2 separate regions of the Homo sapiens genome follow, and region 2 is linked to region 1. Evidence: read pairs that join two places in POLR2A ChIA-PET (ENCODE). Cell type or tissue: Panc1. All regions are shown on one strand. Each heading gives the region's core, and the rest is flanking DNA. Links, peaks and the distances in the headings are about the cores only. Region 1 holds the start of SLC47A1 (solute carrier family 47 member 1). Region 2 holds the start of LOC124903947 (a long non-coding RNA gene).

Evidence for each region. ChIA-PET counts read pairs that join two places held together with the same protein. Peaks named below come from ENCODE experiments on the same cell type or tissue, not always from the same donor. Only the 100,000 strongest peaks of a DNase experiment are listed, where the experiment ranks them.
Region 2: POLR2A ChIA-PET joins it to region 1 with 27 read pairs; 3 of 35 experiments call an interaction of 5 or more read pairs at or near these places.

What each region holds. Positions count from the first base shown.
Region 1 is chr17:19,520,720-19,535,919 of GRCh38, forward strand. It overlaps SLC47A1 (solute carrier family 47 member 1), which reads left to right and starts at 13,135. Exons shown (of 17, transcript NM_018242.3): 1 at 13,135-13,355. The coding sequence starts at 13,221. In Panc1, for the core only: no CTCF peak of the experiment used is centred there; no DNase peak of the experiment used is centred there; H3K4me3 peaks cover 1,173 bases; H3K27ac peaks cover 537 bases.
Region 2 is chr17:19,399,782-19,414,981 of GRCh38, forward strand. LOC124903947 (a long non-coding RNA gene) reads right to left here and starts at 7,148. Exons shown (of 2, transcript XR_007065657.1): 1 at 6,828-7,148; 2 at 5,397-6,511. RNF112 (ring finger protein 112) reads left to right here and starts at 11,451. Exons shown (of 14, transcript NM_007148.5): 1 at 11,451-11,681; 2 at 11,849-11,889; 3 at 12,717-13,002; 4 at 13,157-13,363; 5 at 13,499-13,630; 6 at 13,796-13,900; 7 at 14,314-14,364; 8 at 14,668-14,724; 9 at 14,805-14,879; 10 at 14,989-15,106. The coding sequence starts at 11,628. In Panc1, for the core only: no CTCF peak of the experiment used is centred there; no DNase peak of the experiment used is centred there.

The DNA.
Region 1 (15,200 bases), core at 2,629-10,628:
GTGGCCACATGTTTTGAACAAAAAGTCATAAAAAAGATGTGGCCACATGTTTTGCCCATTTGGGCTTAAAATCTCAGGGTCTTACATCTGCATATGACTAGGTGTGAGCTGGGTGGGGCGGAGGGGCGTCCTCTGTCGGGGTGTACATGGGGGCACCTTGTAGGGCAGTGCTTCAAGCCCAGAGATGTATCAAGAGATTTCTTTGACATCTTGGACAAGGATATGGACTTCTGCTGAGCATACATGTCAGACGCTCACTCTTGGTTGCCTGCTTTACACCCATTCTGCTCCTATTCTGTGCTCACAGAACCACAATGATTTTTCTTTTCAAAGAACCAGCTTTTGGTTTTGTTGGTTTTTCTCTATTGATTTCCTATTTCCAATTCTATTGGCTTCTGCTCTAATTTCTTTTTTTCTTTTCTTTTGTTTGCTTTGGATTTAATTTGCTCTTCTTTTTCTTGTTTCCTATGGTAGAAGCTTAGATGATTGATTTTAGATCTTTCTCTTTTCTCATAGATGCAGTCAATGCTAGAAATATCCCCCTAAGCACTATTTTTTAATTCTGCATCCCACAAATTCTGATAGTTTGTATTTTCATTTTCATAAGATTTAAATTCATGACCAACATGTTTTAAAACTTTTCTTGGGATTTCTTCTTTGGCCCATGTGTTACTCAAAAGCGTGTTGTTGGCCGGCGCAGTGGCTCACACCTGTAATCCCAGCACTTTGGGAGGCTGAGGCGGGTGGATTTCCTGAGGTCAGGAGTTCAAGACCAGTCTGACCAACACGGTGAAACCCCGTTTCTACTAAATACAAAAACTTAGCTGAGTATGGTGACGCATTCCTGTAATCCCAGCTACTTGAGAGGCTGAGGCAGGAGAATCGCTTGAAACCGGAAGGCGAAGGTTGCAGTGAGCCGAGATTGCGCCATTGCACTCCACCCTGGGCAACAAGAGTGAAACTGTCTCAAAAAAGAAATGTGTTGTTTAATCTCCAGATATTTTGGGCTTTTTCCAGCTAGCTTTCTGTTATTGATTTCTAGTTTAATTTTATTGTGTCCTGACAACATACTTTGTGTGGTTTCTTTTTCTTTTTCTTTTCTTTCTTTTATTTATTTTTTTTGAGACATAGTTTCGCTGGAGTACAATGGCGCGACCTTGGCTTGCTGCAACCTCTGCCTCCCTGGTTCAAGCGATTCTCCTGCCTCAGCCTCCTGAGTAGCTGGGATTATAGGCATGCACCACCACACCCGGCTAAATTTTGTATTTTTAGTAGAGACAGGGTTTCTCCGTGTTGGTCAGGCTGGTCTCGAACTCCCAATCTCAGGTGATCCATCCACTTGGGCCTCCCAAAGTGCTGGGATTACAGGCATGAGCCATCGTGCCCGGCCCAAAATGTTCTTCTGAAGCCCTGTGCACTTTACCTCACTTCCTTTAACTTTTTTTTTTTTCTTTGAGACAGAGTTTCGCTCTTGTTGCCCAGGCTGGAGTGCAATGGCTTGACCTTGGCTCACCGCAACCTCCGCCTCCCAGGTTCAAGTGATTCTCCTGCTTCAGCCTCCCGAGTAGCTGGGACTACAGACATGAGCAACTATGCCCAGCTAATTTTGTATTTTTAGTAGAGACAGTGTTTCTCCATGTTGGTCAGGCTGGTCTCGAACTCCCAACCTCAGGTGATCCACCCGCCTGGGCCTCCCAAAGTGCTGGGATTATAGGTGTGAGCCACCATGCCTGGTCTGTGTGGTTTCTATTCTTTTGAATTTGTTAAGGTGTGTTTTATGGCCCAGAAAATGGCCTATCTCATGGATGTTCCATGCTACCTTGAGAAGAATGTATATTCTGCCGTTGCTGGATGAAGCAGCCTACAAATACTTATATATCTGCTTGACTGGTGGTGCTACTGAGTTACTGAGTTTCTGCTCGCTAGATCTGTTCATTTTTGATAGAGGGGTGTTGAAATCTTCAACCAATAATAGTGGATTCATGTATTTCTCCTTGTAGTTCTATCAGTTTTTGCTTCACACATTAAGGATTGCTATGGGGCCAGGTGAAGCACTTTGGGAGGCCGAGGTGGGCAGATTGCATGAGTCCAGGAGTTTGAGACCAGCCTTGGCAACATGGCAAAACCCTGTCTCTGCAAAAAAATACAAAAATTAGCCAAGCATGGTGGCATGTGCCTATAGTCCCAGCTACTCGGGAGGCTAAGGTGAGAGGACCACTTGAGGAGGTTGCAGTGAGCCGAGATCACACTACTGCACTCCAGCCTGGGTGACACAAAGAGAGCAAGACCCTGTCTCAAAAAAAAAAAAAAAATTGCTATGCATTAACCCCTTTACCATTGTGTAATACCCTTATAAAGATATCCCTTTCTTTGCTCTGAAATCTGTTCTGTCTAAAGTCAGTATAGCTAACCCTTGCTTTCTGTTGATAAGCGTTAGCATAATATATCTTTCTGCATCCCTTTGCCTTTAATCTAGATGTCTTTATATTTAAAATAGCTTTATTTTATTATTATTATTATTATTATTTTAATAGAGATGGGATCTTGCTACGTTGCCCAGGCTGGTTTTGAACTCCGAGGCTTAAGCAATCCTCCCACCTCAGCTCCCAAATTGCTGGGATTACAGGCGTGGGCCACCTTGCCTAGCCTGTGTTTCTTTTTCTTTTTTAAAAACTTTTTCTTAGTGGTTCCCCAAAAGTTTGCAATATACATTTACAATTAATTCAAGTCCACTTCCAAATAACAATGTGTCACTTCACAGGTAATACAAGTGCTTTATAATAACAAAATAATCCTAATTCCTCCCTCTCATTCCTTTCTATGGTTGCTGTCATTCATTTCACTTATGCATACTTAAGCATATCTAAGTTTCAAGGGATTGATCCTGATTTGCCTAAACCAATCACCACTGCCCCTTGTCTAACCCACCACCACAAGCCTCTTTTGGAGATATTACGGGGAAGGGTGTTGGGTTTCCCACTACAGGTAAGCTGGGGTTCGGTTCGACCATTTTAATTTTGATTTTAGATGATAGGGTGACCTTAGCAGGTTGGGCAACTTGGGGACATCCAATCCGGGTTGTTAGAATTTCTCGTACATGTGTATTGGAATTATCTTGATTTTGCCACTTTTCATTGTTTATGTGTTCCCCGAGAGGCAACCACGTGTTTAGGAATGTTTGCCACATGGTTATCAAGTTTCAAAGAGGAGGAATCATATAAGATTTAAATTCATGACCAGGCTCAGTGGTTCATGCCTGTAATCCCGGCACTTTGAGAGGCCAAGACGGGAGGATTGCTTCAGCGCAGGAGTTAAGACCACCCTGGGCAACATGGCAAAACTCCATCTCTACCAACAACAACAAATTAGCTGGGCGTGGTGGCATGAGCCTGTAGTCCCAGCCACTTGGGAGGCTAAAGCGGGAGGATCACTTGAGCCAGGGAGGTAAAGGTTGCAGTGAGCCATGATAGTACCACTGCACTCCAGCGTGGGCGACAGAGCAAGATGCTGTCTCGAGAAACAAAACAAAACAAAAACCACCACCACCAACAAGAAACAGACTGGCCACCGTGGCTCACGCCTGTAATCCTAGCACTTTGGAAGGCAGAGGTGGGCAGGTCATTTGAGGTCAGGAGTTTGAGACCAGTCTGGCCAACATGGTGAAACCCTGTCTCTATTAAAAATACAAAAATTACCCAAGCGTGGTGGCGTGTGCCTGTAGTCCCAGCTACTTGGGAGACTGAGGCATGAGAATCTCTTGAATCCAGGAGGCAGAGGTTGCAGTGAGCCAAGATCTTGCCACTGCACTCCGAGCCTGGACAACAGAGACTCTGTTTCAAAACAAAAATAAACAAAAAAAACCCCCCAAAACCTGACGCTTTGAACCGCTATGGTGATGGCTAAGTGCAGGCATCACATCCCACAGTTAGGAAAAAATTACAAACCAAACACTGGGCTCTGAGATAAATCAGACCAAACCAAAAAAACCAGGGTTACTCTGTCAAGTCCTAGTATCCCAAATCAGTGAAACTTGAGTTGTTCCTGGAAGTTGTTGACTCCCTGACCTGAAATTCTTCTCTCTGATTTTTGTAATGCTAATATCTGAAGATGTGTTATGACCTTTATGGATATGATTTTCATGTGAAATTTTCGCTGTTTTTTCTTTTTTTCATATCATTAACAGACAGTAACTTTGGTAATCTTGTCTTTTTTTTTCTTCAAAAACCTGTAGTGTCTTCTGATTTGGAAATCCATTCCCTGAAGTCTGACCATGCAATTGTTCTGCAGATAACATTCTTCCCTTGTTTAAAATGCATCTGCTTCTGGCTTTTTCTCCCACTGGGAAGGGTCCACCCAGAAAGCCTGGAGGCACTGATCTACTGGAGCTTCCGGGGCGGTTTGTCCAGGTGCACAGATGAACCTAGATCATTTTCTTTCTTTTTTTTTTGAGACGGGGTCTCGCTCTGTTCACTCTGTCGTCCAGGCTGGAGTGCAGTGGCGCGATCTCGGCTTACTGCAAGCTCCACCTCCCAGGTTCACACCATTCTCCTGCCTCGGCCTCCCCAGTAGCTGGGACTACAGGCGCCCGCCACCACGCCTGGCTAATTTTTTTGTATTTTTAGTAGAGACGGGGTTTTGCCATGTTGGTCAGGCTGGTCTTGAACTCCTTACCTCAGGTGATCTGCCTGCCTCAGCCTCCCAAAGTGCTGGGATTACAGGTGTGAGCCACCGCGCCCTGCCGAACCTAGATAATTTCTAAAGCTCCTATAACTTGGAGATGATGACGTTAATAGTGATGGCTTATATTTGCATTCCTCAATAGGGTTCACAGGCAGGCATGGCTGCTCATGTCGGTAATCCCAACACTCTGGCAAACGGAGGCTGGAGGATCACTTGAGCTCAGGAGTTTGAGGCTCGCCTGGGCAACACAGGTAGACCCTATCTCTATAAAAAATAAAAAAATTAGCCAGGCATGGTGGTGAGTGCCTGTAATCCTTACTAAGGAGGCTGAAGTGGGAGGATCACTTGAGCCTAGGAGGTTGAGGCTGCAGTGAGCCAAAATCATGCCACTGCACTCCAGCCTGGGTGACAGAGTGAAACCCTGTCTCAAAAAAAAGGAGTCATAGTGTACTTTTACACTCATTTTATCCTTTGATCCTCCCAATAAGGATGCATTTCCTTTTTTTTTTTTTTTTTTTTTTGAGACAGAGTCTCGCTCTGTCGCCCAGGCTGGAGTGCAGTGGCTCGATCTCGGCTCACTGCAAGCTCAACCTCCTGGGTTCACGCCATTTTCCTGCCTCAGCCTCCCGAGTAGCTGGGACTACAGGCGCCTGCCACTGCGCCCGGGTAATTTTTTTGTTGCTGTTGTATTTTTAGTAGAGACGGGGTTTCACCGTGTTAGCCAGGATGGTCTCGATCTCCTGACCTCATGATCCGCCCGCCTCGGCCTCCCAAACCAAAGTGCTGGGATTACAGGCGTGAGCCACTGCGCCCGGCCAAGGATGAATTTCATGATGCAATAAAGCTTAAAGCTTAACTCTCACGAATCTGTTTTTTTTTTTTTTTTTTTTTTTTTTTTTTTTTTTTTTTTGTGAGACAGTTTCTTGTTGCCCAGGCTGGAGTGCAGTGGCGTGATCTCGGCTCACTGCAACCTCCACCTCCTGGGTTCAAGCGATTCTCCTGCCTCAACCTCCTGAGCAGCTGGGATTACAGGCTTGCGCCACCATGCCCAGCTAATTTTTGTATTTTTAGTAGAGAAGGGGTTTCACCAGACCTCAGATGATCCGCCCGCCTCGGCCCCGCAGAGTGCTGGGATTACAGGCGTGAGCCACCGCGCCGCCTCCTGTGTTTTTTTAACTGTTTGCTGGCTTTGTTTCTGTTTTACTTTCTAGATTCTGTCTGATTCTTGGCCAGGTCTGTTTCTGGCTTGTGTTCTGATTTGTATACAGCGACTTATGGCCCCTTCAGTGAGGTTTTCATGATCTGACCATTAGGCGAACTCTGCCAGACAGCAGACTGAGCAGGAATTCTGATTATTGGTAGTAGATTTTTGTTGTTCTTGTTTTGGTTTGTGTGTTTATCTTGGAGATCCCAATGTCTCCTGGCTCCTCAGTTTTGTCTTTATTGTTTATATACAGTGTGAGTGCAATTTATTCAATTAGAAAAGGGCCTTTTCTTTCCCTGGAATGGAGAGCAGCCTTTGATTCCTGTAGCTCAACCAATTGGTCAGTTTTGAGTTCTGCGTTTTCCTTTATGATTTGTGGGCAAAGTTAACAAAACTGAAAAAGTTGGCTCTCTTTCTGTGTATCTAAATTTATTTATTTATTTTTTGAGACAGGGCCTCACTCTGTCATCTAGGCTGGAGTGCAGTGGCACAATCACAGCTCACTGCAGCCTCCACCCCCCTCCATGCTCAAGTGATCCTCCCACTTCAGCCTCCCAAGTAGCTGGGACTACAGGCGCATGCCACCACACCTAGCTAATTTTTGTATTTTTTTTTTTTTTGTAGAGACGGGGTTTCAACATGTTGCCCATGCTGGTGTTGAACTCCTGAGCTCAAACAATTCTCCTGCCTCAGCCTTCTAAAGTGTTGGGATTACAGGCGTAAGCCTCTGCACTACCCTGTGTGTCTAAATTTTAAAAAGCCTTCCCCTTTCTTGCCAAAAACAGGTATTTACCCTTTACAATCACCTGTTTATACTCTCTCTGCCTCCCTCTCTCTCTCCCTCTCTGTCTTCATTTAATATCTGTGATTCTCTTGGCTTTGCCCTTTTCCAATATTGGCTTTATCCCAGGGCCAGCAGCATTATGGTTGTAGCACTTCCAGGCATAACATTCAGATACCACTGGGTGTGGTGGCTCACGCCTGTAATTCCAGCACTTTGGGAGGCCAAGGCAGGTGGATTGCTTGAGCTCAGGAGTTCGAGACCAGCCTGGGCAACATGGTGAAACCCCGTGTCTACAAAAAAATACAAAAATTAGCCAGGTGTGGTGACGGGCTCCTGTGGTCCCAGCTATTTGGGAGACTGAGGTGGGAGGACCTCTTGAGCCCAGGAAGCAGAGGTTGCAGTGAGCCAAGATCACACACTACACTCCAGCCTGGGCAACAGAGTGAGACTCTGTCTCGAAAAAAAAAAATTCGGATGCCACAATATCTGAAGGAGAAAATAGGGGCCTTTTTCTTCTCTGACTGTTAGAAATAGGAAAGTTTTTCCAGAAACGCCATTAGATTTTCACTCAGGCTTCATGGCTAGAATTGGATCATGAGCTTGGGCAACATAGTGAGACTCTGTCTCTAATATACATATAAATACATTAAATAGAATTGGGTCATGCATGTCCATTCCTACATAGGGCCCTGAGAAGGAAAATGAGATTCTTGTGGCTGGCTAAATGACCCATCTGGGGTGAAAGGAATGTTGGGGAACTAGCCACAATGACCACCATCAATTCTACAATAAAAAGAGAATCGAGGGCCGGGCACGGTGGCTCACACCTGTAATCCCAGCACTTTGGGAGGCTGAGGCGGGCAGATCATGAGGTCAGGAGTTCGAGACCAGCCTGGCCAACATAGTGAAACCTCATCTCTACTAAAAATACAAAAATTAGCCAGGCGTGGTGGCACATGCCTGTAGTCCCAGCTACTCGGGAGACTGAGGCAGGAGAATCGCTTGAACCCAGGAGGTGGAGGTTGGAATGAGCCGAGTTCTCACCATTCCAGCTTGGGCAAAAGAGTGAGACATAATCTCAAAAAAAAAAAAAAAAAAAAAAAAAAAGAGAATCGGGGCCGGGCACGGTGGCTCACACCTGTAATCCCAGCACTTTGGGAGGCCGAGGCGGGTGGATCACTTGAGGTCAGGAGTTCGACACCAGCCTGGTCAATACAGTGAAACCCTGTCTCTACTAAAAATACAAAAATTAGCCAGGTGTGGTGGCACATGCCTGTAGTCCCAGCTACTCGGGAGACTGAGGCAGGAGAATCGCTTGAACCCAGGAGGTGGAGGTTGGAATGAGCTGAGTTCTCACCATTCCAGCTTGGGCAAAAGAGTGAGACTTAATCTCAAAAAAAAAAAAAAAAAAAAGAGAATCAGGGCCGGGCACGGTGGCTCACACCTGTAATCCCAGCACTTTGGGAGGCCGAGGCGGGTGGATCACTTGAGGTCAGGAGTTCGACACCAGCCTGGCCAAAATGGTGAAACCCCATCTCCACTAAAAATACAAAAAAAGTTAGCCAGGCATGGTGGCGCACATCTGTAATCCAAGCTACTCTGGAGGCTGAAGCAGGAGAATCGCTTGAATCTGGGAGGTGGAGGTTGCAGTGAGCTGAGATCGTGCCATTGCACTCTGCACTCCAGCCTGGGCGACAGAGTGAGACTCCATCTCAAAAAAAAAAAAAAAAAAAAGAGAGAGAGAGAGAGAATTGGAGTGGATTGGAGTTTTCACCTGTAATGTATAACGCTAGAAGCATGGGAATGTGTAAAATATCATGACCGCAAACATTCAGAAAGCACACGCCACAATATCCTGAGAAAGTACCCACTAGAAAATGAAAAGCTAATCAGAATTTAAAATTACAGGGAAGATACAGACGTGGTCAGAACATGGTGAGTATGAGATGCTGAATAAGGCCTCCCAAAGATGTCCCCATCCATCTACTGAAACCTGTGAATACATAACCTTGCATGGCAAAAGGACTTGGAGATGTGATTACTACAAGGATCTTAAGATGCAAAGGTTATCCTGGGTTATCGGGTGGGCCTAATGGAATCTCTTTTTCTGAGAGGAAGACAAGAGAGTAAAAGCTGGAAAAAGGAGACGTGATGAAAGAACAGAGGCTGCAGTGATGTGCTTTGGAGATGGAGGAAGAGGGAGGCGGCATCTAGAAGCAGGAACAGGCAAGGGAATGGATTCTTCCTGAGCCCTAGCAAGAACGCAGCTCTGCTGACACCTTGATTTCAGCCTCACGGAACCCATTTCAGGCTTCTGACCTCTGTTAAATAGTAACTTTGTGTTATCATAAGCTATTAAATTTGTGGTAATTTGTTACAGCAGCAATCAATAAACACTTATCATGAATGACCAAAATTAATTCAAGAAGAGGTTAAACAAAACCCTGAATAGACCAGCAACTTCTAAATAAACAGAAAACCTTTTATTTTTTTTCTTATTTTTAAATAAAATACCCCTTCTATAAAGGCATCAGATGGTCCTCTAGGTGAGTGGCCTTCAAACCTTCAAGAAACAGATCATTCTTATGGTATTTGAATAATTACAGAGCCTAAAGATTCACGGAAGCCAGGCGCAGCAGCTCACGCCTGTAATCCCAGCACTTTGGGAGGCCAAGGCAGGAGGACTGCTTGAGCCTAGGATTTCAAGACCAGCCTGGGCAACATAGTGAGACCCCTGTCTGTATAAAAATAAATAAATATAAAAATCCTGAATATAATATTAGCAATAAATCTACCACTATATACCTGTTATAGTATACTATTATGAATAAGGGAAGTTTATTCCAGGAATCAGTGACAGCTAAACATTAGGAAATCTACAATGAACTTACACTAACAACCGAAAAGAGAAGAAAAATTTGATTATTTCAATTAATACTAAATATATATATATATATATAGAGCACAGTGGCTCATGCCTGTAATCCCAGCACTCTTGGAGGCCAAGGCAGGAGGATCACTTTGAGCTCAGGAGTTTGAGACCAGCCTAGGCAATATAGTGAGACCTCTTTGTCTCTATAAAAAATATGAAAATAGGCTGGGCATGGTGCCTCATGCCTGTAATCCCAGCACTTTGGGAGGCCAAGGCAGGTGGATTACCTGAGGTTGAGACCAGCCTGACCAACAAGGAGAAACCCCAACTCTACTAAAAAAAAAAAAATTCAAAATTAGTCGGGTGTGGTGGCACATGCCTGTAATCCCAGCTACTCGGGAGGCTGAGGCAGGTGAGTTGCTTGAACCCAGGAGGCAGAGGTTGCGGTGAGCCAAGATCGCACAATTGCACTCCAGCCTGGACAACAAGAGTGAAACTCTGTCTCAAAAAAAAAAAAAAAAAAAAAAAGGAACAAGAAAACAAAATTAGCCGGGTGTGGTGGCACATGCCTGTAGTCCCAGCTCTTCAGGAGGCTAAGGTGGGAGAATTGCTTGAGCCAGGGAGGTCGAAGCTGCTTTGAGCCGAGATCAAACCATTGCATTCCAGTCCAGGCGACAGAGAGAGACCCTGTCCCCCCGAAAAGAAAAAAAAAAAACCCTGATAAAATTCAATTTTAATACATGCTTTTAATAATATATTTCAGCAAGTTAAGAACCGTATATGAACATACTTATGACTATTTATCAAGCATCAATAACAAATTCATCATATCCCTAGTCCAGTGAGTCTCCCATTCCCTAGATGAGTACTGATTAGACTAGGGATATGATTGAAATAGAAGACAGAATTTTAACGAGGTGCATTCTTTCTGAATAAATCTGCAGATATAATGCAATGTCAATCAAAATCCTAACACTTTCCAAGTAACAGGGTTCTTTGTTCTTTTAATTGTTTTGTTTTTTGTTTTTTATTGAGATAGGGTCTCACTCTGCTGCCCAGGCTGGAGTGCTGTAGTGCAATCATAGCTCACTGCAGCCTCAAACTGCGGGGCTCAGTCGATCCTGTCACCTCAGCCTCCCAAAGTGCTGGGGCTACAGGTGTGGGCTACTCACCTGTACAATGTGCTCAGCCAACCACACGTTGTTTTAAAAGCTATTTACCAGCCAATAGAGCTACTTCTTTCCTCCTTACTTTTCTTTTTCAGAGTTTTTGTTATATCTTTTCCTGTTTACACTATCAATTGCTTTTAGAATCATTCTATTAAATTTTAAAATAATGGAATACACAGTAGTGGACTAAAACCTAATATATTAATTGAAAATTAATTTTCCTGTGCTACTTTTTGGAAGGAAGTCACTGTGTACAATCCACCTTTAAGGAGTGAGGAGTTATGCTCTGTATCACGAGGACCTTTTGTTTTTTGTTGCTATTGTGAAAGATTTCTTTTAGTATTTTCATATATGTTATTACCAATATAAAGGACTGATATGACTTGTTGAAGAACTTCTATGTAGCAACTTTATTAAACCCCTTTATCAATTCTATTAGCTTTTGTTCATATTTTATTTCTTTGGGTTGTGTGGATTTTTTTTAAGAGATGGGGTCTCACTGTGTTGCCCAGGCTGGTCTCAAAACTCCTGGGTTCCAGTGATCCTCCCACCTCGGCCTTCCAAAGTGTTGGGATTATAGGCATGAGCCACTGTGCCTGGCCCGGTCTGTCAATTTCTACTGTGAGTAATCCCTTTGCCTTTTCTTTCCTAACATTATACATTACATTTCCATTTCCTGTCTTATTACATCAGTCAGGACTTCCAGAAAATTATCAAAAAACAGCAGTGATCAGAGATCTAGTGAATATCCTCGGGTATTTGTCTGTTGACACTCTCAGTTCTTTTGGGAAACTGCGCTACTCCATATGTACAGTCCTTGTGGGACGAGACCAGTCACAGGGCACCTAACCCTAACCCTGTAGGTTCAAAGCTGGGTGCATGGTCCAGGGCCAGCCAAACATCAGACCCTATTTTCCCACCCAGGGCGATTGTTCCAGAGGTGGGCAAGAAACCTAAGCAGGGCCAACCAGATTTTCTCCCAGTTTTTTGTTTGTTAGTTTGGAACCAGAAGAGAGGAGGGGAGGGCCTTACTTTCTGGTTTAACAGACGGGAAAGATAGGAACGAGGGTATCAGAGGCCACCACTGTCACTTGCACAGGAAGAGAAAGGCTGCCGGCAGAGGAGGAAGAGAAACTACGGAAAGAATCCCAAGGGGCGAGGAGAAGGGAGGAGAGGGACAGAGATGGGAAGAGGGACAACAAGAATGATCTGGTTTTGTTTTTTTTTTTTTTTTGAGTGGAGTCTCCCTCTGCCACCAGGCTGGAGTGCAGTGGCGAGATCTCGGCTCACTGCAACCTCTGCCTCCCGGGTTCAAGCAATTCTCCTGCCTCAGCCTCCCTAGTAGCTGGGATTATGGCGCGCGCCACCATGCACAGCTAATTTTCGGTACAGACGGTGTTTCACCATGTTGGCCAGGATGGTCTCGATCTCTTGACCTTGTGATCCGCCCGCCTAGGCCTCCCAAAGTGCTGGGATTACAGGCGTGAGCCACCGCGCCTGGCCTAATGACCTTGTTTTCAAATCCCTGAATCCAAACTTCCTGATTATGTGAGCCAAAAAATTTGTTTTCCATTTTCTCTACTTACATTGGATCATTACAACGGAAGGAATTTTGACTATTAGAGAAATCAATCTTGTCCTGGTAACTGACACTTATTAGGTAACGGCTGGTGCCAGGCTGAGGGCAGGTGGCACTGACTCCGGTCCTCCGCCCAGGCAACCCCAGTCTTCACAGCTGGCGACGAGTGTTCTTTCACGTTTGCAGATGAGGAAGCTGAGGCTCTGGGAGGAAAGCGCGCTGCTCCTGCCCTTCTGGGCCGCAGCCTCTCGTACTCCCACAGCAGGCTTGATGGATAAACTTCCAACACGACCAGCTGGCACAAACTGTGCTACTTGGCAAATGGGAGCATGTTGCTCTATCCTGGTAGATTCTAAGTTCTCTAATGGAACAACTGATGAGAGGAGAGGAGTATGCAACACCCTAACCAGCATCAAAGGGTGTACCCAACTCAATCTGCACAGCAAATGCGCCCAACCCCACACACCCCGCGGGGTGCTAACCGAGTCACGGCTCGAGGCCTCTGGGTCCTTCCACGCCAGGTCATTCAGAACCTGAAACCCCCAGCGGAGGTGGAGAGCCGGGGTGAGTCCTGGCGTCCGAGACGTGGAGGACCCAGCCCCCGGAGCGCGTTCCGTTAGTTTACAGAGCTTTTTCAAACTTTGCCTTCCAAGTGCAGGAGTTCCTTGGTCTTTGCAAGACCCGCAGGCGTCCGCAGTGGTGCAGAGAGAGGTGCAAGGGGCGCGCCCAAGGTCGCAGGCTGCCTGGCTGCGCGCTCAGTCGGGCCCCCGGGCGCCAGGCGCGGGGCGGGCTCTGGGCGGGCGGCCGGGGCGGGGACTGCAGAGCAGGCTGCACTGCGCGGTACCCACTGCCGGCCTGCGCGGTACTCACTGCCGGCCTCCGCGGTACCCACTGCCGGCCTCCGCGCTACCCGGCCGCAGCGCGCGAGTCACATGGAAGCTCCTGAGGAGCCCGCGCCAGTGCGCGGAGGCCCGGAGGCCACCCTTGAGGTCCGTGGGTCGCGCTGCTTGCGGCTGTCCGCCTTCCGAGAAGAGCTGCGGGCGCTCTTGGTCCTGGCTGGCCCCGCGGTGAGTAAGGTGGCCTCAGTGGCAGGCCGGTACCGGCGGGCTGGGGACCTGGTGATTTCTGCCTCCGCGGGTGACTTTGGCGGGCTTTGGGGACCGAGCGAGCTGTCCGCCGGCGGGCTCCGGGGAGCATCGTGCCAGGAGCCGGGCGGGCACCCCAGCTCCTCTGCCTGCGTCCCGGCCGCTTTCCGCTCCGCACCACCCGACTGGGGGCCCCGCGGGGCACTGCGGGAACGGCTGGTACGCGCCCGGGCGCATGTTGGCTCGGAGAGGCCGGCGGCTCCAGCCTCCTGCGCCAGGAGACACCGGAGAGCTGGGACCTTTGCCCCTAACGGGGCTCTACCAGGTCCAGGCTGCATTTGCATCCGGGGGTGCCTTCTCTGGGAGCTGATTCCGGCCAATAAAACGCAAGTTGCCTGAACTTCAAAACACAAGGGAACTTGTTTCTTTGAAAAGTAGCGGTCAAAAGTTCGGGAGCTCTGCGATCTAAATAATCCCGAGGCACGGAGGAGGGGGTGCGTGGTCTGTCGTGGACTCAGAGCTGCGAAATGATTTCTTCAGAATTCAGTCAACCTCTACCGAGGAAACCAGAGGCATCCTGTACCACCCCCTCCCCGCCAGTAATTATGTATGTGAAAGAAAAAAGGGGTTTTAATGTGGTTCTTTGTGGGGTCGAGGTGTTCTTATCTGTGGGATTCTTTTCTTTTTAATCATTAGGTTAGGGCTGTTTCTGCCTTGTCTCCTAAAAATAATGTGGTTTTAAAAACCACAAAAACACAATCCTATCCACGTTCTCCTGCCAGCTTGGGTGGTTTTCAAACCGAGAGGGTAGGACGCGGCACAAGAAGCAACTGGTATGCACTTAAGGCGTGAATAAGCTTTTGACTTTGAGGCCCACATTCTGCACCTGCGCGGGCTGAGGGGGGCCGCTGTGCCTCTGGAGTGGGGGCTCGGTAGTTTGTGGGATATTGTGGCACCCGCTGTGGTGTGCAGGACAGCAAGGGTAATGCCGAGGTCAAAGCCATGGAATAAGATCCATCAGCCATGCTTTCTCACAGACCAGAAAGAACTCATGATTTGGGGCTGGGCGCGGTGGTTCACGCCTGTAATCCCAGCACTTTGGGAGGCTGAGGCAGATGGATCACTTGAGGTCAGGAGTTCGAGACCAGCCTGGCCAATATGGTGAAACTCCGTCTCTACTAAAAATACAAAAATTAGCCAGACGTGGTGGCGGGCGCCTGTAGTGCCAGCTACTCCAGAGGCTGAGGCACGAGAATCGCTTGAACCTGGGAAGTGGAGGTTACAGTGAGCCAGGATGGTGCCACTGCACTCCAGCCTGAACAACAGAGTAAGACTTGGTCTCAAAAAACAAAACAAAACAAAACAAAAACACCTCATGGCTGGGCGTGGTGGCTCACGTCTGTAATCCCAGCACTTTGGGAGGCCAAGGCAGGCGGATCACGAGGTCAAGAGATTGAGACCATCCTGGCCAACCTGGTGAAACCCCGTCTATACTAAAAATACAAAAAATAAAAAATAAAAATTAGCTGGGCATGGTGGCAGGCGCCTGTAATTCCAGCTACTTGGGAGGCTGAGGCAGGAGAACCGCTTGAACCCGGGAGGCGGAGGTTGCAGTGAGCCCAGATCGCGCCATTGCACTCCAGCCTGGGCAAAAAAACACCTCATGATTTGGAATCTCAAGACCTGGGGCTGCGTGCCCTGCTTTGACCTCCGAAAGTAAGTCAGGAAGCAGCTGTGCAGATTGAAACAGCCTCCTAACCTCTTCTGGTCTCTGCATATTCATTTGTAAAATGGAGATAATAATCATGTCTTGGTTCAACACTCCCT
Region 2 (15,200 bases), core at 2,906-10,905, 120 kb before region 1:
AACTGAGCTTGAGTGAGAGAAGTGACTTTGCCTAGTGAGTTGAGTGGAACCAGTATTTGAACCAAGGCCTGTTTGGTGCCACAGCCTGGGTGCTGCCCAGAACGCACATAACCTTGCCAGTCAGGTTGAAGGATGGCATAGGTCAGTGGGCCAACAGAGGCTTACATGCAGAGGCCTGGACTGCAGCAGGCCTCTGGCTCCATTGTCTGCCTATCAAACCAGCTGCATGGGGCTGCCTCTTACTCCAGAGGGGTCTATGGGTCCTGGATCCAGTTGGGCATAGTCTGTGGAGGGAAGTTTGCTCCACAAGGGCCAGCTGGCCACATCTGTCAACTTCCTGGCTGACTGCCTGGATACTCCAGTCCCAGGGTCCTAATGGGCAGTATGCAAGTTGGAATGGGGGTGGTACAGCAGAGGAGAGGGGTCTGGAGCCTGGTCTCGATTCTGACTTGGAGCAGGGGAGATGATACCTAATGGTAGGTTGGCTGCCAGCAGCCAGGGACTGCTAGCCAGTGTGGACATCCAGAAGGGTGCTCAAGGTGTCTTCTAACTTGACTCTTATGACTTCCTTCTCCCCTGTTGTCCTCATCAGCTAGTGCCTCCCAACTTGTATGTCCTGCTTCGAACCTGCCTCTGAAGCCCACCTTCCTTCCTGTCCTCACCCTCCCACCCTCACCCCACCCCTTGTGCCCCATGCTTCATAGCTCTGGAGAGGCAGCCCATATTTGAATTTTGTCTTTCCCACTTTTTTCAATAAATCCAGCAAATGTTTGTTGGGCTACCCCAGGCCTGACTGTTTTCACTGTTAAAGCTTCAAATGAGATATTGGTATGAGGTTTGGGGAAGTAATTTAACTTCTCCAATTCTCTGTTTTCTCATCTATAAAATTGTGTGTGTGTGGGGTAGTGGGCGGCTTATATCCACCTCAAGGGTTGTGAGGGTTAAAAAGATGGGGCTCCAGTTATTTGGGCTTGGTGGCAGGCACCTGTAATCCCAGCTATTTGGGAGGCTGAGGCAGGAGAATTGCTTGAACCTGCGAATCAGAGGTTGCAGTAAGCCAAGATAGTGCCACTGCACTCCAGCCTGGCGACAGAGCAAGACTCCATCTCAAAAAAATAAAATAAAATTGGCCGGGTGCGGTGGTTCACACCTGTAATCCCAGCACTTTGGGAGGCTGAGGCGGGTGGATCACGAGATCAGGAGTTCGAGACCAGCCTGTCCAACGTGGTGAAACCCCATGTCTACTAAAAATACAAAAATTAGCTGGGCGTGGTGGTGCGCGCCTGTAATCCCAGCTACTCAGGAGGCTAAGGCAGGAGAATCACTTGAATCCGGGAGGCGGAGGTTGCAGTGAGCCAAGATCCTGCCACTGCACTCCAGCCTGGGTGACAGAGCGAGACTCCATCTCAAAAAATAAAAATAAAAAATAAATAAATAAATAAAATAAAAATAAAGTAAAGCTGTTTTTGACATGGCAGATAGATAACTGAAAAACTCCCTGCATAAGAGACAAAAATCATCCTTTAACATTTGTAGCCAAAATCAGCAAAGATCAATATGTATGATTTTGCTCTGTGTTGGTGAAGATATCCTTAAATTATACTTACCCAAGTGGAAACGGGGTAAGAATAGTAATATGTGCTACAGTGCTATTTGTTATAGCAAAATGTTAGCAATGCTCTAGATGTCTGTCACTAGAGGCCTAGCTCGAGGATGTTGTCAGTACTCAAAAGCGCCTAATGCAAAGTGGCTGTTGAAAGTAGCAAGGTGTCTCCTCCAGTCTGTCCCGGTGGACGCTCAGAATAATGGTTCAAGAACACAAATCTGTTCACATGTATCCCTGCTTAAAATAGTTTATGGCTCCACTGACATGCAGCAAAAATCCAAAAATCTGCCACATGGCCCTCCATCATCTGTTCCCTGCTGACTGACCTTGGTCCCCTTACCCTGCCTCTATCCTTCCTTCTTGCCAGCCCTCACCCTGTGCTCCAGCCGCACCCACACTGAACCTGCCCTGCCAACTCACTGCCAGGCCTTTGCACGTGCTGTCCCCTGTGTCTGGAGTCCCAGCCCTCAACAACGTTTACCCTGCTAACTCCCTTATCCTGCAAGACTGAGCCTTGCTGACTCCCAAGTCTGAGTGAGGGGCTTCCTCCAGGCTCCCACATTTCCCTGGGCAGCTCCTATACAGCAAGGGATGTGCTGCAAGGCAGCTGCTTCCTTGTTTGCACATAGTCTTTGAGCTCCTCAGGGCAGGGACCTGTCAAAAGACAAAATGACAATAAATTTAGTTTAAAGACCTAATTGGCTTTTATTTGAAATTTTAGAATTGGGCAACACCTCATTCTTATAAAACAGAATGATTATTTGACGAGCTGAACAGAGGAGATTGGCTTTACAGGCAAAAAGGGCTGAAGTAAGCAGACAGAACAAAAAGCAGACTGATTTCAAAGTTACTTTCCTTGTAAAAGTTAAAGCAGAGGGGACTTCCTATCATGCTGGCTAAAAGTGGCCTGTTTGGGGATTTGGCTATTATCTCTTTGTGTCCTGATTTCTTGGAAGATCAGATAAACAATTTAGTTTTGGCTTTGTAGCATGGAACTTCAGCATGAGTGAATCCTTTTTGGTTTGATCTGTTGGAGCTTATCCAGGAGCTCAATCCAGACCAATAACCTCCTATAAATCTTATTTAACAGACCACATCTTGTTATTTGTTGTAGTCTCTGCATCCAGCATCACTCTGGGTACATGCTTGGTACATCGGAGGCATTTCATAAGTTTGAAGAGCAAAGGGGAGGAGAGAGAAGGATGAGGAAGGGTTCCCTGTAGAAACTCTGAGCCAACCTGGGCCTGGGTGATGGGTTTCATGAAGGCAGGCAGAGACTGGCAAGGGTGTTCAAGGCAAGGAGAGTGGCTGGGGCAAAGGTGTGGAGGTGTGAATGTTGGGAGACCACAGCACACAGCAGGCCAGAAAGGAGGGGACGGCCCGGGATTGGGAGTCAGGGCATTTTATTTCTTCCAGGGCTGTCATTGGAAGGTTTCCTTAGCTCTCTAAACCTCAGTTTCCTCATTCAGAAAGCAGGGCTAATAGTCACTGTATTATGAGAATCAGTTGAGGTAGTAGGGCACATAACAACACATTGTGAGCCCTAAATTGCTAAGCAAATGTTGGATAATTGTACTATTATTAGTTGTTTCAGGATGCCTAGTACCAGATTGATGATGGGGGGCTTCAGAAGTAAAGCTGGGGAGCTCTGACTTCCTTCCAGCTGCTGATAGGAAGGCCTGGCCTTTGATGCTCACACAAGGGGACCTGGCACAGACACAGCTGTGGCGAGAGCAAGGAGGGCCACTGGGCCTGGGGGACAGGAGGAGGGCAGCCACAGGGAGCAGATGCTGCTGCACCTTGGGGCCAGGGTCAGGACCCGGATGGGGAAGGCAGCCATGTTGGCATGGACACCAGCTCACTACAGCCAGCAGCACCCAGAGGCCATTGGTTCAGCAGGACAGCAGGTGTCCCAAGCCCTGCAAGAAAGCAACGTACAGGCATGGACTAAGGGATGACACCAAGGGAGGGCTTACACACCTCTCTGTGACTGGCCCATCACCCTTACCTCTCCTCGCTTCACATGCTGCATTCCAGGTGAGCTGTTTATCTTGCAGCTCTGTGTCTTTGCATGGGCTGGTCTCTTTGCCGCACATGTTGTTTGCCTGTCCCCATTCCTTTGCCTGTCCACCTCATATTCATCCTTCAGATGCAGCTTTTGTGGGAAGCCTTCCTAGGTGCCCAGGTCTGAGCAAGGTGCCTTTGCTTGTTCCTCGTGCATCTCCCCTCACTCTACCTAATCAGAGAACTTACCACCCCGTACTTGTTTATTTTCCTTTCTGTCTCCCCAGTAGACTGGAAGCACCCTGAGGGCTCATCAGTCTACTCCCAGAGCCTAGTATGATGTCTGGTGTATTGCTCAATAAATGTTTGTAACATGGACAGATGGATGAATCCATGCATGGATGGATAAGTGTAAGAGTAGATGGTGGATGAGTAGATACACAGATAGTGGAGGAGTGATGGATGAAAAGATGTGTGTATGTGTGGGTGGATGGATGGAGCAAATCATGCATGTGTGCATGCGTGGATTGGTAGTTGGAGAATGGATGGATGAAAGAATATAAGAAATGAGGTCAGGTGTGGTGGCTCATATCTATAATCCCAGCACTTTGGGAGGTGGAGGTGGGCAGATGACTTGAGGTCAGAAGTTCAAGACCAGCCTGGCCAACATGGTGAAAACCCATCTCTACTAAAAATACAAAAGTTTCTACTAAAAATACAAAAAAATTAGCCGGGTGTGGTGGCGCACAGTTGTAATCCCAGGTACCCGGGAGGCTGAGGCAGGAGAATTGCCTGAACCCAGGAGATGGAGGTTGCAGTGAGCCGAGATTGTGCCACTGCACTCCCGCCTGGGTGATAGAGCAAGACTCTGTCTGAAAAAAAAAAAAAAAAAGAAAAAAAGAAAGAAATGAATGGTGGATACATAGATGAATTAATGGATGGATAATGAGTGCATGGGTGATTGAGTGAGTGGATGGATAAATAGGTAGATAATGCATTTATCTTGATGGATAAATAGGTAGATAATCAGTGCATGCATGGATAGATGGTTGGAGGAATGGAGAATGAATGAATGCATGGGTGGGTGAGTGGGCAGAAGATAAACAAGATGGTGACTGTGTCTTCCAAAGTTCAAGTGCTGGAAACTTAATCCTCAATGCAATGGTTTGAGAGATGGGACCTTTAAGAGGTGATTAAAGGTCACCTCAGGAATGGATTAATGCTGTCACCTCGGGAATGAGTTCTTTTATAAAAGGATGAGTTTGGTCCCCTTTCCTCTCTCTCTTGTCCCTGTAATGGCTTCTGCCATGTGATGACACAGCAGTAAGACCCTCATCAGATGCAGTCCTTTGTTCTTAGACTTCCCAGCCTCCAGAACCTTGAGCCAAATACATTTCTGCTCATTATAAATTACCCAGTCTGTGGTATTGTGTTATTGCAGCAGAAACAGGCTAAGACCCAGTGCTTACCAGGGCAATGCCCACAGTGCCAGGCTTCATGAAGGCCAGCTCCCAGGCTAAGAGGTGGGAGAGGACTGGGGGCGTTCCACCCAAAGGGACCTCTGATCTCATTGGCCCCCCGCCGACATTCACACATCAGGAAACAGGCCCAGAGAAGATCAAGGACTTGCCTGAGGTCACACAGCAAGCTGCGGTCAGAACCAGTCAGAACTCAGTTGCCTGTTTCCAATATTCTGCATAGACAGAGGCTGGACTGATTTTTATCCCCTTCTGAGGAAAGTGATGGCAAACTGAGACACAGCAAAACTACAAACTCTTTCCAAGGCTTATTGTAATAACTAACTTTATTTCTGCCACCAAACAGACCATGGAATGTAGTGGCTAAGAGCTTGGATTGGGGAGCCTGATGGCTTGGGTTTGGATTCCAGCTCTGCCATTAATAGCTGTGTGGTGTTAGACAAGTGACTTAACCTCTCTGTGCTTCAGTTCCCTCATCTATACAATGGAAGTGATATAGTACCTCCCTCATAGGTTGTGTTACTCGGGGTGAGCTTATCACATAAAGTGCTTGGAACAGCGCCTGTTGGGTAAGGATGTATGATGTGTGCGTGTGCGTGTAAGGCAGTAAGAGTGAGCCCGTGTGTAAATGTCCATGAGCATGAGGCCTGAAGGTACACACATATTTGTGTGTGAGTATGAAGGAGTGAGCATGTGAATGGATGTGGATGTGCAAGTGCGGTTGTGAGGGTGTAACTGTGTATGCATGTTTGTGTGTGTGTGTGAGCACTGTGGGTCTATATCGGGCAAGGTGGAGTCATGGATGTGCATGTGGCACAATGTGTGAGCACAGAGTGTGGGATACATGGAGTATTTTGACCATATGTGTATGGTATGTGTGAGGATTTACATGGAATAGTATGTTGGGGGAGGGCTGACCAGGTGTGTGCATGCATGCATGTGTGTGTGCGTGTGCGTTTGTGTGTGAAGCTGGCTCTTGCGTACATCAAGGGACTCAGAAACCTCCCCAAACAGGGTTCCAGTCTGTAAAACTGTATTTTTGACTCCTGAGGCTGGTTATTCCAAAAATGAGTCCACCTCCACTCCAACTCCCAGCCTGGAAGCTAGAGCCAGAGGTCAGGAAGTCAGGTTAGTGGCCTGAGCTGGGCCGCTTGTTCACAAGGATGGAAGAGGCAGAGGGAGAGCAGGTGCTGGGAGCTTTCAGCTTCAGGATCTGGAGGCCAAGGGCTGGATTTGGGCAGAGATCTGACAGGGTGGATGGCATGGAGCTAGTTGATGGTGCAGGGCCAGCCCAGCGTGCGCTGGGACTCCCAGGTCCATACTCCTTGAGTCTGTGCAAGGTCTCGAAGGTAGTGATCCTGTCTGGGTGAGTGATGGCCATATTCCTGGCATTTCTTTGCTGGGTAGAAGCACCTCACACCAACTTGGCCAATATTTGTTGGTGAATGAATGGACAACGGATGAAATGAGAAATAAGTCTGTCTCTAGGGCCTGCAATTCGCTCCCTCCCACAGTTCAAGCTCCACCCCCGAAACCCAGGACCTCCCCTCCCACCCCAACCCTCTCTGTGGACTCCATTCTCACTCAAGTCACTGCTCAGCCCCCAGCAGCACCCTGAGGGCCTGTCCACCTTGCAGGACCAGGCCTGGCTTAGTGTGGCTCTTCCTGTCCCGTTGAGTCCCTGGGGAAGGTCAGAGGCCAGTTAGGGGCACCATGAGAAACCTGTGTGGTAGCCTCACCATGGTTAGAAAGCAAGGAACTAGGCAGAGTGGAGTTTCTTCCATTCCTTTTCAGATTCGCTGAGGTCCACGTGGGGTAGTCATCCTCCTATGAGGGCCTTAGCTGCCAGGCTCAAGAACTTTGCAGGCCCTGGGCCCTTTGACTGTCAGGAGGACTCTCTCTAATCAGAGCAAACACATTAAAACACGTGGTATCCACAGCCCAGGTTGAGTTGAAATTTTTTGCCATTAATATTTTTCAAAGGATAGGATCATCTTTTGATAAGACACATTATTTATTTTGATGTCTGAACACTTTTTTTTTTTTTGAGACAGGGTCTCACTCTGTCACCCATACTGGGTACAGTGGTGCAATCTCGGCTCACTGCAACCTCCACTTCCTAGGCTCAAGTGATCCTCCCATTTCAGCCTCCTGAGCAGCTGTGCACCACCATGCCTGACTAATTGTGTGTGTGTGTGTGTGTGTGTGTGTGTGTGTGTGTGTGTGTGTATGTACAGACAGGGTTTCACCAAGTTGCCCAGACTGTTCTCGAACTCCTGAGCTGAAGCAATCCACCCACCTCGGCCTCTCAAAGTGCTGAGATTACAGGTGTGAGCCACCATGCCCGGTCGATGTCTCAACACTTTACTGCCATTACTTTCTCTGTTTTGGTCACCCTGACTCCTCAGAACCTAGCACTGTGCCCAGCACTTAGTAGGTGCTCAGTAAACATTTGTTGAATCAGTGCACTCATGACTTGAATCTGACTTTACAGATGATAACTCGAGCTGGGTTTACCAGCTAACATCATGTAAGGGGTACTGGGACATTAAACTAAGTGGGTGTTACTTTTGATTTTGAAATTTTCTTTTTGTGGTTTGGAGAGTCTCATTTTTCCATTAGGTTTCAAACATTCTCATAGACCGTAGACTCAAGAGACTCATGGAGCATAATGGATAAAGCGGGGCTGCCCATAGACATGGACCCAGGACCACCACACCTGGCCTCCCTGGGCCAGGGGTTCCCCTTGGGGCCCTAGATAGCATCAGAGGCCTCTGGCTGCAAAGGAGCAGGGCCCATCCTTTATCCCATCCTTTATCCAGGAGCAGGCCTGGTGTTCCTCCCGTCTCCTATCCACCTGGTCGGCCTGTACCGTGCCTTGGGGAATGCCCTCTTTTAGGTGCCCGGGTATGATCCCAAGTGGATCTGTATTTCCACTTGTGGCCTTGACTTCCCCAGCAGCACCCTCAGCCTCCCCGCTTGCCCCTCTAGTCTGTTGTCCATACAGCAGCCAGAGTGGGAGGGGCCAGCTTCCCAGGTATGCATCCAGTGCAGCCACTCAAGGCGAGAGCTCAGAAGGGCTGTGTGCTTGGGCTTCAGTGCTCTGGTCACCATCTTGAAACAATCATTTTAGCATTGAATTTGTGCTTTGTGAGTGAAGTCTGATGGGAAAATGGCGCCTTCACTGGGAATTCGGAAGCTGGTTTGTGTGTGTCCCATGTCCCACTGCCTCCCCAGCACAGGCTCTTGGCTGCCCACTCCCAGGCTCCCAGTGTCCCCACCTCTGCCCCACCATGGCTGCCCCCCTTCATCTGGAGGCCTGAATGCAGGCTCAAGGAGGACTGGGGACTGCTGGATTGGCCCCTGGCATCTTAGGGTGTGACAGAGTGGTGGCTCTCCCCTCCCTGGGCTGAAACTTAGCATAGGCTTCTCCCCGACCCCCAATCCAGGTATTGAGCGTGTCCTAAAATGACTGTGGCAATCTGGAGGGGCTGCCTGTTGGCCATGTGTGGAGGCAATGTGCCATTAGAAGAGGCAATGGACTTTCTTGCCTCTGGTGGGGGCTTTGCAGTTACATTTTTCACCAAATCCACAAATTGTATAGCTAGCCTGGCCAGGCACCATGGCTTATGCCTGTAATCCTAGGACTTTGGGAGGCCGAGATAAGCAGATCACTTTGAGCTCAGGAGTTTAAGAACAGCCTGGGCAACATGATGAAACCCCGTCTCTACAAAAAAATACAAAAAGTATCTGGGCATGGTGGTGTGCACCTGGGGTCCCAGCTACTGGAGAGGCTGAGTCTGGAGAATTGCTTGAACCCAGGAGGCAGAGGTTGCAGTGAGCTGAGATCACACCACTGTACTCCAGCCTGGGTGACAGAGTAAAACCCTATCTCAACAACAACAACAACAACAACAAAATTGGCCAGGCGTGGTGGCTGACACCTGTAATCCCAGCACTTTGGGAGGCCAAGGCAGGCAGATCACCTGAGGTCGGGAGTTCAAGACCAGCCTAACTAACATGGAGAAACCCCGTCTCTACTAAAAATTCAAAAATTAGCCAGATGTCATGGCACATGCCTCTAATCCCAGCTACTCAGGAGGCTGAGGCAGGAGAATCGCGTGAACCTGGGAGGCGGAGGTTGCAGTGAGCCGAGATCATGCCATTGCACTCCAGCCTGAGCAAGAGCGAAACTCCATCTCAAATAATAATAATAATAACAATAATTAATAAATAAAATTATATAGCCAGCCCTAAGAGTGAGGCTTCTACCATACATGTTTGCCCTGCGGGATCCCTCCTGAGATACTGACTGGTGAAGTCCCTATCCCCTCCTTTGGCCCCTGAGGGCCTGCATGACCCAGGCCTGCTCTGCCCTTCACCTTGGTGCACCCATCTTTGCATCAAATATTCCTGCCAGGCCAGCCGGACCTCCTTTGTTCCCCAGAATGGGTTCTGTGTCCCCTCTCCTCTGGGCCCTGTACCTGTGGTTTGCCCTGCCTTGACAACCTTTTTCTACCTCCTTGCTTATCAGGACAGCCTGACACCCCTCCTCACCCTCCCCGCATCCAGGTTCTCACCCAGATCATAGCAATGCCTTTTAATTGTCCAGTTGGGATCTTGGGGAGGATGGAGCTTTGTCTCTCTTGTTTCCAGCTGTACTGCAGTGTGAGACACAGTACCTGGTGCTCAGTAAGTATCATTAAGTGAAGACTGATTGTCCCATCTGCTTCCTCACATCTTTGCCTGGTGATGAGCAAATGGAAGCTCAGAGAGGGCAGTGACTCACCAGCATTTCATGCTGGGATGGAGGCAGGTTTAGAGCTTGAATCTGAGTCCAGCGCCCACGCTTTCTCTCCTGCAAGGATGAAAGGCTACAGGGGTTGAGAAAACCCTCCCTTCTGCCCTGAAGGCAGAGCTGTGGCACGGCTCAGGCTTGCTTCCTCATCCCCTGAGTGTGAGGCTTTGCTGCCAACACACAGGGGCTTGTCCCACCTGGGGCAGGAGGAGGCAGAGTCTATGGCACTGCTTCTCTGAATCTGATTGATTCAGCCCCACAATCTCAGGCCCTCCAGACACCAAAATGAACAAGATCCAGCCCCAGCTTCAGGGGTGTCTCCACCTGCTGAAGGTGGTCTCTGCTGAACTTTTCTAGGTTCTGAATCCCACCTCACCCCAACCCTTCTGCATCCTAGCTCATAGGATGTACGAATGACTCCCGTGCCTGGACTAGTGGCTTTACATAGGTAATGGTGGCTCCTCAGAGCACAGAGAGGTGCAGTGGAGTCCCAGAGCCCCTGAGCCGAGAATCAAGCCCAGATCTGCCTGGCTCTGAAGCCTGGGCTGCGCCAAGCCTATCACATATCCCAGCCCTCAACTGTCCAAGAACAAGACCGCACCCAGTTGGGAGGGGTGAGGAAAGGAGGCTCTAGGGAGGCCACAGCACCTGCACTGGGCCTAAGAGGGTGTCCCAGGAGGGATGAGAAGGAGCAGAGCAGCCAAGCCAGGGTGCAGAGGCAGGGAAGAGTGGGGCGAGAGAAGGGTGGAAGGAAGGTTCAGCCCAGTCCGCAGGCCGGAGAGTTTGGATTTTGATCTGATGGTAGTAGGGAGACACAAAAGGTGTTTGCGCAGTGTGAGGTCATCTGTGCTTGGGGAGCCTATGCTGGCTGTGCACTGGGGAGTGGAAGGGAGGCAAGGAGCCCAGTCAAGAGGCCATTAGAAGGTCCAGAGGTGGCTCATAGTTTTGATAGATTTCATCCTGCTCAAGTTTGAGGCAGAGTGAAAGCTATTGGGAGGGAAATACACCAGAGGACACGGAGGGCCCATGAGTGCTGAAGAAGGCTGCAGCTGGGTTGGGCGTCGATGACATAAACCTGAGAGAGAGCAGGAGGATGTGCAGGGCCATGTGAAGTAGGGTCTGCATTTGGGGGCTCTGTACATAGTAGGTACTCAGTAACTGTTCATTGGATGAATGGATGAATAACTCCTTGTCTCTGGGTCAGCTCTGGTCTTACCCTCTCCTGTTTCTCACACCTCTTCTCTTTGCCCACCCTGTCCTGTGGCCCTGGGGAGACCTCAGCTGGCCCAGTAGAGGCAGTGCTGGCCCATGGTTCTGCCGGAGGCGCCTCCATGTTTGCGGGTGCACCGCACGCCTTCTCCCTCTCTGTCCCCCTCCCCCTCCCTGTCCTTATCTTTCCCTTCTGTCTCCATGGCGACTCACCACCTCGGCTTGCCTGCATCCCAGCCTCTGCCAGGGATTCTGAGCCGGGCTCCATCCCTCCCTCCTCGGAGCCCTGCTACCCGCAGCCGTGTCTCCTCCCCCTGGGGTGAGTCCAGCAGCAGCCTCCTCTTTCCTGACTGTCACATTTCTTTTCCAGCTCTGACCGGGAGTCAGCTCCTCGGGGATACCATCCCCCGACCTCACCTTCTACCTACCGCAGCCTGCTAGCCTTTCCGGGAGAAAAGGCATCCTTACCTCTGGTTGAAGGTCTCGGGGCCTCCCCCTCTGCATCCGGACCCTCTCCCCATCCCAGCCTCCCATGCCAAGGCCCGCCTTGTCAGTCACTTCCTTTTGTCATCGGCTTGGCAAACGGGCAAGTCTTCAGTCCTAAGATCGGGAAGGAGAGTGGGGTGGGAAGGGCCCTCCTTGGGCTGGGGGATGGGCCGGGGGTGGGGAGGATGAGGGGTCCCTGGAAATCCAGGGTGAAGATAGAAGTCTGGATTATGTTCTAAATCTTTTTTTTTTTTTTTTTTCTCCAAGGAGAGAAAACAGAGCTTCATGGGAAACAGCGGCAACAGTTGGTAAGTAGCAGGGCCTTCCAGGCTGGGATGGGTGCAGTGAGGCCAGGCAGGTCAGTTGAAATGGCCGGTCCTGGAACACAGAGCCCGGCAGCCCAGCCGGGAGGGCTGTCCGCCTGAGGCTGGATCCGCCAGGCTGTGGAGGGAGGGACAGGAAGAAGCAGGTGGGTGCTGCAGGGAGGCAGATGCCAGCTCAGAGCAGAGAGCGGAAGGAATCTTCTAAGATCCAGAGCCATCTGCCCAACTGCAGCACAGGCTGATGGCTTCTCCTCACTGTCCCTGTAGCATGGGGTTGTGGAGGGTATCATCCCTGGGGGCCTGGCTGAAGTCAGCACCTCATGGAGGGAGCCCCGCTGTAGAACGCCGGGAGAGGCTCTTCCCAAGCATTTGCACCAGGCACTGTGCAGACAGCTGCACACGCCTCCTCTCGGATGGCCACCCCAACGGCCCCATGAGGGGTATTGCTATCCTCTCCATTGGGACAGTTAGGAAATTGAGGCCCAGAGAGGGGAAGGAACTTGCTTGCATTTGCATGGCTGGGATGTGGTGGAGTCCATTCCACTCAGATTTTCTCCCTCTCAGACTCTCTCACCATTGCTCTGCTGCCCCCACTCTGAGGCCCCCAGGTCCTAGGACACATGTCAGTGAGGAACGGGCAGAGCTTGGCCTCTCTGGGAGCAGCTCCGCCTGTCCATGGAGGCACTGATGGAAATTGGGTTGGCACAAAGGGACCTCCACTCCCAAGCCATCAGTCTTCCACCACAACCCTGGCCGGTACCCCCTGCCCCCAATAGACATCCTGCTTTTCAATGGCCTGTTTTGCCCCACAGGTCCCATACACCTTTCCCCAAGTTGGAGCTAGGCCTGGGGCCCCAGCCCATGGCGCCCCGGGAGCTCCCTACCTGCTCCATCTGCCTGGAGAGGTTGCGCGACCCCATCTCGCTGGACTGTGGCCACGACTTCTGCATACGGTGCTTCAGCACACACCGTCTCCCGGGCTGTGAGCCGCCCTGCTGTCCTGAGTGCCGGAAGATATGCAAGCAGAAGAGGGGCCTCCGGAGCCTGGGCGAGAAGATGAAGCTCCTGCCGCAGCGGCCGCTGCCCCCTGCACTGCAGGTCTGGGGACTGGGCCTAATCAGTCAGACCCAAGAGGAGGGGGTGGCTTTGGCCCTATTCTAGAACATCAGGACACAGAGCTCCAGGCTGAACACATTCCAGGGTCAGGAGCTGGTCCTGGATGCTCAGGGGCCCCTCTCTTCTCCTGGCCCAGGAGACGTGTCCTGTGAGGGCGGAGCCGCTGCTGCTGGTTCGCATCAATGCCTCTGGGGGCCTCATCCTTAGGATGGGGGCCATCAACCGCTGCCTGAAGCACCCTCTGGCCAGGGACACCCCAGTCTGCCTCCTCGCTGTCCTGGGGGAGCAGCACTCAGGGAAGTCCTTCCTCCTCAACCATTTGCTTCAGGGCTTGCCGGGCCTGGTGAGGGCGGGGCGGGGCAGGAGGGAGGCGGGGAGCAAGGATGGGGGTTCCTGCCTGGGGGAAGCTGGGTCTGGTATTCCGGTCTGTGGGGACAAGGAACCGACCAACTGATGCTCTCCCTTCTCTCCCCTGCAGGAGTCTGGTGAGGGCGGCCGGCCAAGAGGAGGAGAGGCATCCCTGCAGGGCTGCAGGTGGGGCGCCAATGGCCTCGCCAGGGGCATATGGATGTGGAGCCACCCCTTCTTGCTGGGGAAAGAAGGGAAGAAGGTGAGGGGGGAAGTGGCAGAAGGAGGTCAGGGATGGGAAGGGGAATCAAGAAGGGCGTCTCTGGGGTGAGGATAGAAGATGGGGATGGGACGGGGCAGGGTTGGGAAGAATGTGGGAGAACAAGGCAGGCCTGGCCCCTTGGGTCTTTCCCTACCCCCTGCATAGGTGGCGGTGTTCCTGGTGGACACAGGGGATGCCATGAGCCCTGAGCTGAGCAGGGAAACAAGGATCAAGCTCTGTGCTCTCACCACGATGCTGAGCTCCTACCAGGTGATGGGGGGCGCTGATGTTGGCATCCCCACCCCACACACCCTTCTCCAGCTCAGCTTCCTCAAGGCCAGAGCATCTCACAGGCTTTGGTGTCTGGGGTCCTGATAGGTTCTGGGGCTGCCTTAGAAGGGGGAAGGTGCTCCTAGTTGGTGAAGGTGGGAACGTGGGTTATTCCTAAAAGTGGGCTGATGGTCCCAGGGGCAGCTGAAGACCTGATGGATCACATTACCCTCCAGGCTTGTCTCCGGCCTTGAGGCCAGCCCAGCCCTGCAGCCTTCGAGGCCCCCATACTGGCCTCTCCCATACTCTGAGGCCCACAGGCTGCCTGCGAGCTCCCTACTCACCAGGGCCTTCCCCAGTGAAGTCACCCGGCCTCTGTAATCTCTCATACATGTTGTTCTCTCTGATTCCAGATCCTCAGCACCTCCCAGGAGCTGAAGGATACAGACCTGGACTATCTGGAGGTAAAGAGACCTCTGATGTTGGGGCATCCCCCACCCCCACCCTCCCCACTAGGGCTGGACCCAAAGGAACTAGGTGCCCTCCTGGTCTGGCCTAGGGTTTTATGACACTTGAACAGGGTTGAAGGGGGAGGGTGGAGAGTAAAGCAAGAGATGTGTGGTCTGGGGAGAGGCAGGAGAACCCCAGGCTGCAAAAGGGGGAGCCTAGCTCCTACAGCAGGCGTAGGGAGGTGGGGAGACAGGCTTGGGGTGCACCATAGTCCTCAAAGTGGCCCAGCCCTGACGCTTTCTGTGTCCCACCCCCAGATGTTTGTCCACGTGGCCGAGGTGATGGGCAAGCATTATGGGATGGTGCCAATCCAGGTGAGACACCTATCTCTGGATTCATTGGCCCCAGGCCCCGCCACCCCCATTTGCTGGTGTCAGGACCCCTTCTCTTTCAGCATCTGGACCTCTTAGTTCGTGACTCATCCCACCCCAACAAGGCAGGGCAGGGGCATGTAGGCAACATCTTCCAGGTGAGTGGTGCAAGGGGATGGGGTGGAGGGGCCATGGACAGGGCAGAGGTGGGGAAGACATGGGAGGCTGGACCTCCTAGCTCAGAGCACTCCTCTCGCTGCCTCACAGAGATTGTCTGGCAGATACCCCAAGGTGCAGGAGCTGCTGCAAGGGAAGCGAGCCCGTTGCTGCCTCTTGCCTGCCCCAGGGAGGCGGCGGATGAACCAAGGCCATGCAAGCCCTGGTGGTGAGTGTCTCTGAGAGCTGAACCTCTCTTGCGCTGCTCCCAGCTCCCCTCCGGCAACCGAGCCCCTTGAAGCACCCACCTCTCCTGGCCTCTG